2 separate regions of the Homo sapiens genome follow, and region 2 is linked to region 1. Evidence: chromatin contacts called from ENCODE Hi-C or POLR2A ChIA-PET data. All regions are on one chromosome and are shown on one strand. The core of a region is the stretch at or near the end of the contact, and the rest is flanking DNA. Distances in the headings are between cores, read along the strand shown.

What was found. Hi-C counts contacts between places; a loop is a spot of excess contacts on that map. ChIA-PET counts read pairs that join two places held with the same protein, here RNA polymerase II (POLR2A). Pooled maps may share reads with other maps.
Region 2: a loop to region 1 is called in a map of PC-9, with 6 times the contacts of the local background. The contact joins two enhancer-like sites. A Hi-C loop is called at or near these places in 6 of 168 maps with a recorded cell type or tissue (Caco-2, HAP-1, PC-3 and 3 more) and 3 of 50 pooled maps. POLR2A ChIA-PET finds 5 or more read pairs at or near these places in 5 of 52 experiments (Caco-2, H1, MCF 10A and 2 more).

The regions. Positions count from the first base shown.
Region 1 is chr1:164,646,657-164,650,092 of GRCh38, reverse strand. The region is part of intron 2 of PBX1 (PBX homeobox 1); the gene reads right to left. Among named protein-coding and RNA genes, the nearest start is that of PBX1, 89 kb to the right of the region's middle. Within about 2 kb of position 1,377, at least 6 of the 41 ENCODE cell types and tissues checked have a DNase peak (open chromatin) inside an H3K27ac peak, as active enhancers do; they include PC-9, where a contact is called at or near this core.
Region 2 is chr1:164,600,810-164,604,068 of GRCh38, reverse strand. All of the region lies in intron 2 of PBX1 (PBX homeobox 1), which reads right to left. Among named protein-coding and RNA genes, the nearest start is that of PBX1, 43 kb to the right of the region's middle. RefSeq lists enhancers at 324-1,088, 1,089-1,854. Within about 2 kb of position 1,893, at least 23 of the 41 ENCODE cell types and tissues checked have a DNase peak (open chromatin) inside an H3K27ac peak, as active enhancers do; they include PC-9, where a contact is called at or near this core.

The DNA of each region.
Region 1 (3,436 bases), core at 128-2,627:
TTGCCCTAATTTTGTCTGCAGATCCACATGGCCAGAGTTAAGAGTTGCTTCTATGCCCCTTTCCCAGAAACCTTCAACTCTTTCTCTCCCTTCCTCAGAGAGAGGAGTTTGGTAAGCAAAGACCATATTTTAAAGCCAAATATCTTTGTTTTTTTTTGGCCATGGACTTCTCAAGCAAAGTTTTCAAAGAACCCCCAAAGCTGGCAATGTTATTATGAGAAGGGACATGAAAGCCATTATATTTTTATTAACTAGCATTAAGAGGAATTCATAAGAGAAAGTATGTGAAGGCTGGATCAAGGTCCAAATTCAAACTTAGAACAGACCCAGCATGGTCATTTTGAGTTGCATGAGTTTAAGTTTGCTCCCTGGCAGGGGGTGGAATGCAATAAAAAGCTAACTTGAAAGTTTGCTACAGTATGCTGCAGGGATGTGAAGGACAAGGGAGGCCAGGTGCAGCAGACTGGGAGCTCCTTATGCTTGAATTCATGGGACACAATCTAGGAAGCCAAGTGGCCATGGCTCCAAGCCACACATAGGAACAACTAACACCAGAAAACAGCCACTTTCGCATACTGGGGGGAAAAAACTGATAGATTTAGGGCATTATCTTTTCAAGGGGTTGGGAGGATGACAGTTTTGTCAAACAGGTCCTGGGTTTAAGGTTTAGAGACTCCCAACAAAAGTATTCTCTACATTCGAAAATAGTTAACACTTTCCTTCCCTATATGGCATGAAAATAGATGAGTCAGCACCTCATACTAAGCACTGTAATCCCTGAAGGAAAGCGATCCATTAATAAAAGTGCTTTAGATGTGTTTTACATCTAAAAGACTAATTTTGTTTTAAGCTAGAAAATATGATTATAGAATACTTTGTTAAGGGAAGGAGACACACACAGCCCATTTGTTTTGGAAGGCAGCAGGTGAAGTGACTAAGCGCATGGCGGTGGGAGAGGACCTAACTAGATCTGTAGGCCAATGTTCCCACATTGCAGTACATTCTAGCATGGACCCCCTGAAAATGATCCAGGTCCAGAATGAACACAAAGTAACCCCACAGAGGTGTGTCATCTTGGAATGAAAGAGGCAAACAGCCTAAGTCACATCAATCACAAAACTGTGATACCAAAGGTATCACAGTTAAACAAAAAGCATGTTTCCCATATTACTCATTTGGACCCTCCCACAATTTTCTTTCTTTTAGCCCAGTTCTAATTGCAAGCCTGCCCCTGGGGCTAGAGGCCCCTGCTCTGGTGCATGTTTTCATTACATTACACTGCCTTGCTCAATCTCTAAGGTAATCTCTGCAGAAGCTGATTTCTCCTCTCATGTTTTCTCTCCTATCTGAAAAAGAAAGCCAAACGCCCTCCCGCCAAGGGCAAGCAGCTGACAAATCAACAAGTCCAGGGTCATTCTAAGAGGCATTAGGTATAGTAGAAAGAGTGGGGTAGCTTAGAGTAAGATAAACAAGTTTGATCCCCTTCTCTACTATTTACAGGTTTTGGGACCCAGAGAAAATTATGTAGCCTCTCTGGGCCTCCATGTCCTTCTCTGTAAAATGGGGAGGATAACAGCAACCTCTCTGCTGCGTGCAAGTAAAATATCCTAAGTGTGATTTCCCTACAACGGTAGCTGGCATGTGGCTAACACTTTCAGTGGGAGCCAGCTAGTGAGGAGGTGGCCAAAGAACTTGCTGTGACACTTCTGAAGTTTCCTGGCCTTGAAGTATGTGAAAAATAAGTTACACAAGCCAAATGGGCTACACTTACTATAAGAATAACCTAGAGCTTGGTAACTTCAAAGTACAGTTTTAAGTTTCCTTCCTCCACTGTTAATTGGAAACACTTAAATCACACCCCTAATAATAAGCCTTTCTTTGCCTTTCTTTGGGCACACTCAAGCTCACCTCCTATTGTCAGCCTTCCCAGGTCCCCGGGTATTTCACAACCCCAGTGCATAACACAAAAGCTGGGGTGGGCTGGGCACGGTGGCTCACGCCTGCAATCCCAGCACTTTGGGAGACCGAGATGGGCAGATCACGAGGTCAGGAGATCGAGACCTTCCTGGCTAATACGGTGAAACCCCGTCTCTACTAAAAATACAAAAAAATTAGCCGGGCGTAGTGGTGGGCGCCCGTAGTCCCAGCTACTCGGGAGGCTGAGGCAGGAGAATGGCATGAACCCGGGAGGCGGAGTTTGCAGTGAGCCGAGATCGCGCCACCGCACTCCAGCCTGGGCGACTGAGCAAGACTCTGTCTCAAAAAAAAAAAAAAAAAGCTGGGGTGCTTTGAGAAAATACAGATGCTCAGCACCAGCCCCCAGATGTTCTGATTTCATCATTCCAGGGTAGATCCCAGGCACCAGTAATATTTTTTAAAAGTTCCCCAGGTGATTTTAATGTTCAGCCAGGGTTGAAAACCACTCTGTACCAAATATACTTGTTATTGAAAGGTTTATGCATAACATTAAAAAAAATTTTATGATGATTTTTATTGCCGTAACAACTTGGCAGAAGGGTTAGGCCTGCTCACCTAAAAAGGAAAGCTCCTCAGGCTTCTTAAAAGATCATACCTGGGAGGGGCCCAGGGGGTCAACTAGGTCACCTCGATTTCATGGAGGAGGCTGACAGAAGGAAGTGACTTTCCCTGATAACAAAACAACTTCCCAGCAGGGCTGGATTCCTTCCTGGGAAGCCTGCAGTCTTTACGATTTTCCTCCTTTGGCTGTAGTGGTGGCTCTGGGGTCCGGACTGCCGTGCTCTTCTCTCTGCTCTTCCTCCCTCTTTTCTCATCCTCCCTAGTGGTTCCTCCTCCAACGGCCCCTGTTCAACCTTTAGTGCTAACTGCTATCAGTTTGAAGAGTTCATTCAGTGCCTTGAGCTTTGAAAGGGAAGGTGCCATGAAAATCTTAATAAACAAATAAATAATTCATACTAGGCATTGGTCTATTCTCTGCACCACTGGGTTTCAAAGGTTACTTAAAAGCAGACTCTTTCCCACAAACCCAAGCAAATAAAATCCATGAAACAAAGGTGCAGGGGTTGAAGTTGGGGTGGGACCCCCGAGCCTGTAGGGCTGCCCCCCTTACTACCAGGAAGGCTGTCCTGGGACATCTCCACACTCTTCCGAGGGCCATGCCCTGCAGACCAGACTGAATGCCACCACACTAAAGGTATGAGTGCACAGCATGTGTTTGCGGTGGGCAGTCCTAAAGGATACAATGGCATTCCACTACACATCCTGACCCCTAAAAAGGATTTGCTGTAAAGCAAACACACCTCTGTGAAAAACTGCATGTACTGAAATTGGGTGGTGAGAAAAATAAAGAGACATGGCGGTAGTTGGACCTGCTCAATCTACTCAATCCTGAAATGGATTTAAGACCCCATAACTATCAAAAAAACTCTCTCCTCTCAACGAGCAGGGACATATCCTA
Region 2 (3,259 bases), core at 644-3,143, 47 kb after region 1:
CCTGGGAGGCTGAGGCAGGAGAACTGCTTGAACCTGGGAGGCAGAGGCTGCAGTGAGCCGTGATCGTGCCACTGCACTCCAGCCTGGGTGACAGAGACTCATCTCTAAAAAAAAAAAAAAAAAAAAAAAAAAAAAAAAATGAAATGACATAATGTACAGAGTGTCTTGCATTAATGTCTAGCAAACAGTATCTGCTTAAAATTATTATCTGTTATTATTTCATAGATAGATACAATTCAGGTACTAAACTGAAAAGTATAAAACATCAGACTAAACTTAAAACTTGAAATGTATAAAAGAGATGTCTCTAGGAAATAGTATAAACTCAGGACATGACTTATGTAGGTATCCTCCATACAGTTTATTGTAAGCATTCTATTTGAGTAGAAATGATGTTTGGTAAAGGTAATCACACCTTAAACAAACTGAAAAGTCTGTTATCTAAAAATAATGCAGTACTTTGATGGCTTACATATTGTAGCTTAAAAACACATATTACATTGAATTATACAAGGATTTCTTTTGGAAGTGTTTATTTGTATATGTATCTGTGGATCTGTATTTTCACATAATGGAGTTGCTTAAAGTGAAGATTATCCCATATCCAGGTATAATTATACCAGCACTGTGAAAGTCCTCTAGCTACATCTGGCCAGGTCCTCCAGGACAAATCCGCATTATTTTGCCCTAATTTTAATTTTTAATACATGGGACAGAGTCAAAGTTTCTCCATATTCTGTTTAACTCAGGCAGTTATTCAAAATTCCTGTCTTTTGCAAACATCAATTTCAACCTTGACTTAAAGAGAAAGAAATGAAGCAAACACAAAGAGATAAAAGGAAAAGCAGAAAAAAATAAAATGCACCCTTTTGGCCCTGCTTTCTACAGGAAAAGAAAAAAAAAAATGCTGCTTCCCTAGCCTCATTCTGACTCTGTTCCTCATGGTTACTTTCAGAAAAAGCCAAAGGGGTAGGGGTGGAGTGGGTATGGAAGAAGGAAGGGAAGGGACGGATTATAAGGAAGGTAGGGGAAAAAATAGCTGCAGAAGAAAAGACGAAAAAAGAAGAAAGGAGAGCTGAAACCCGACACTCAGGAACTCAGGCCTCCAGCAAGAGACTTCTTGGACAGCAAACCTGCCAGCCGGGACGGGACGTGGACTGGTTCCAATGGCAGCCTTCATTAACGCTTCATACACTCAGCCCTTAATTTACAACCGTTTAACGGCAAACATTCCACAAGTACCTTTGAGGGCAGAAAGAAATCTAAGAGAAATTAGGTGCCTAGAGAGCTCCCCTCAAAGGCAAGAGCCCTTTCGTGCAAGTAAGCAATTTTGCTGCCTCCCATTTTTTTTTTTTTTTTCAATCTGTTTGGGACTTTGAGGGCTGGGGTGGGAAGGTAGTGGAATGGAATAGATAAACAGCCAGTCAAGAGCTGTGGGGAGGTTGACAGAATTGGGGTGCAGGTACATGTAGGATACACAGAAGCTTTGTGTCTGTGGAGGCTGTATGAGTCTGTGGGTGAGCAGCATGTCTAAGTGGGTGGAAACATGTATAGCTAAAGGCAGGAACTCTTCCCATACAGCTAAACCCTTGTTCAAGCAATTTAAATAAACAAGAACATTTTAAAAAATTAAAACCCCACTAAAACAATCCTTGTGGAGCAGTTTTCTTGAGTGCTTAAGTAGAGACCAGATTCAAAAAAGGATTAAGAGAATGTCGCATAACCAAGCTGCAGAAACTGAAACCGAGCGGGGTGTGAGGGGAGATGGCTTGGAGGGTGGGGCCCTCCCATAGCAATTTCAGCAAGCCTTTCTAGTCATCCCTTAAGCTTTGTTTCCCTTCAGCCCATACCTGTGCGTACTGTAAACAACTCACACATGGTTGTAACTAGCCAGGGCCCAGAACTGGTTAGGCAGCTTTTCTCCCAAGGCCACAGTGAAGAATCAGTCTCAGCCAAAACACAGGAGTCCTGGAAAGAAGACTTGAACTCCCTCTTTTCTGGCAGGAGAATGGGGAAAGGGAGGCTAAACAGATTACCTTTTAACTAACAACTTTATCTAAACGGATTAACATTGAAGATTAACCTTCCTGGAGCCACAGAGCTGAATCCCCACTCCTAGGGTGCATGGCTGAGTGGAAGCTGGTCTCTGCTCTCAGCCAGGATCTGGTTCCAACCTCTGTCTGAAACGGAGGGCAGTATCTTAGCTAACTTCCTTTTAAAGGTGCTCTCTCAAGTCTCTCCAGAATGGGCTCCATGGAAAGTTAATCCCACAGGCTAAGGGGTCTCATCTTCACAGTATCCAACTGCAGCATTTAAATGCACTTCATCTTCCCTGGAACAACAGGAAAATACAGTGAAAGCTCAAAATGAGGCAGGTGACAGGGACTGGGAAGAAGGGCTTGTACTAAGCGTGGAACAGGTGAGATGCAACACCATGCCCTGTTCTGCCAAAATTAAGACCCTCCTGCCACAGTTTAAGCTAAAGTCTGTGTACTCCCTCATTCCCACCTCCTCCAGAAAAGGGCACTTGCATGCTTTCTGTTAAAGTGAGATGGTTTTTTCCCCTATTCCAGTGGAATACGGTAAAATCCTTATCCCTTCATAATGGGCTTACCTGAAAGTGAATGAGGCTTCCTGGGAAAACCCTTCTAAAGGAGTGTCGGATGCCTCAGAAAGAACTAGAGTTACCTTCCTCCTTTCTGTTTCATCAAAATCATAGCAGTTTCTTAGCTTAGGGACTCTAAAGGTGGTTGCTATTGAACTGTGAATCTGGTTAATCTCAGGTTAAGTTCACCTCTGTGTCTGCTTTTTTTTTTTTTTTTTTTTTTTTTTTGAGACAGAATCTTGCTCTGTCGCCCAGGCTGGAGTGCAATGGCACAATCTCGGCTCACTGCAACCTCGGCCTCCCAGGTTCAAGCAATTCTTTCTCAGCCTCCCGAGTAGCTGGGACTACAGGCGCCCACCGCCACGCCCGGCTAATTTTTGTATTTTTAGTAGAGACGGGGTTTCACCACACTGGTTAGGCTGGTCTCAAACTCCTGACACCTCAGGTGATCTGCCCGCCTCGGCCTCCCAAAGTGCTGGGATTACAGGCATGAGCCACTGCGCCCAGCCCTGTGTCTGCTATTCTGAGAGCAGAAGAATCTCCAATTTTTATAAAATGCAAGCCATTCCTCAGGTATGAAGATGACAACCTCTGGCCCATTAGAAGTGAGTTGTTTGGATTACTTCAGTGGCTGGATCAATCTTGATCGGTGTG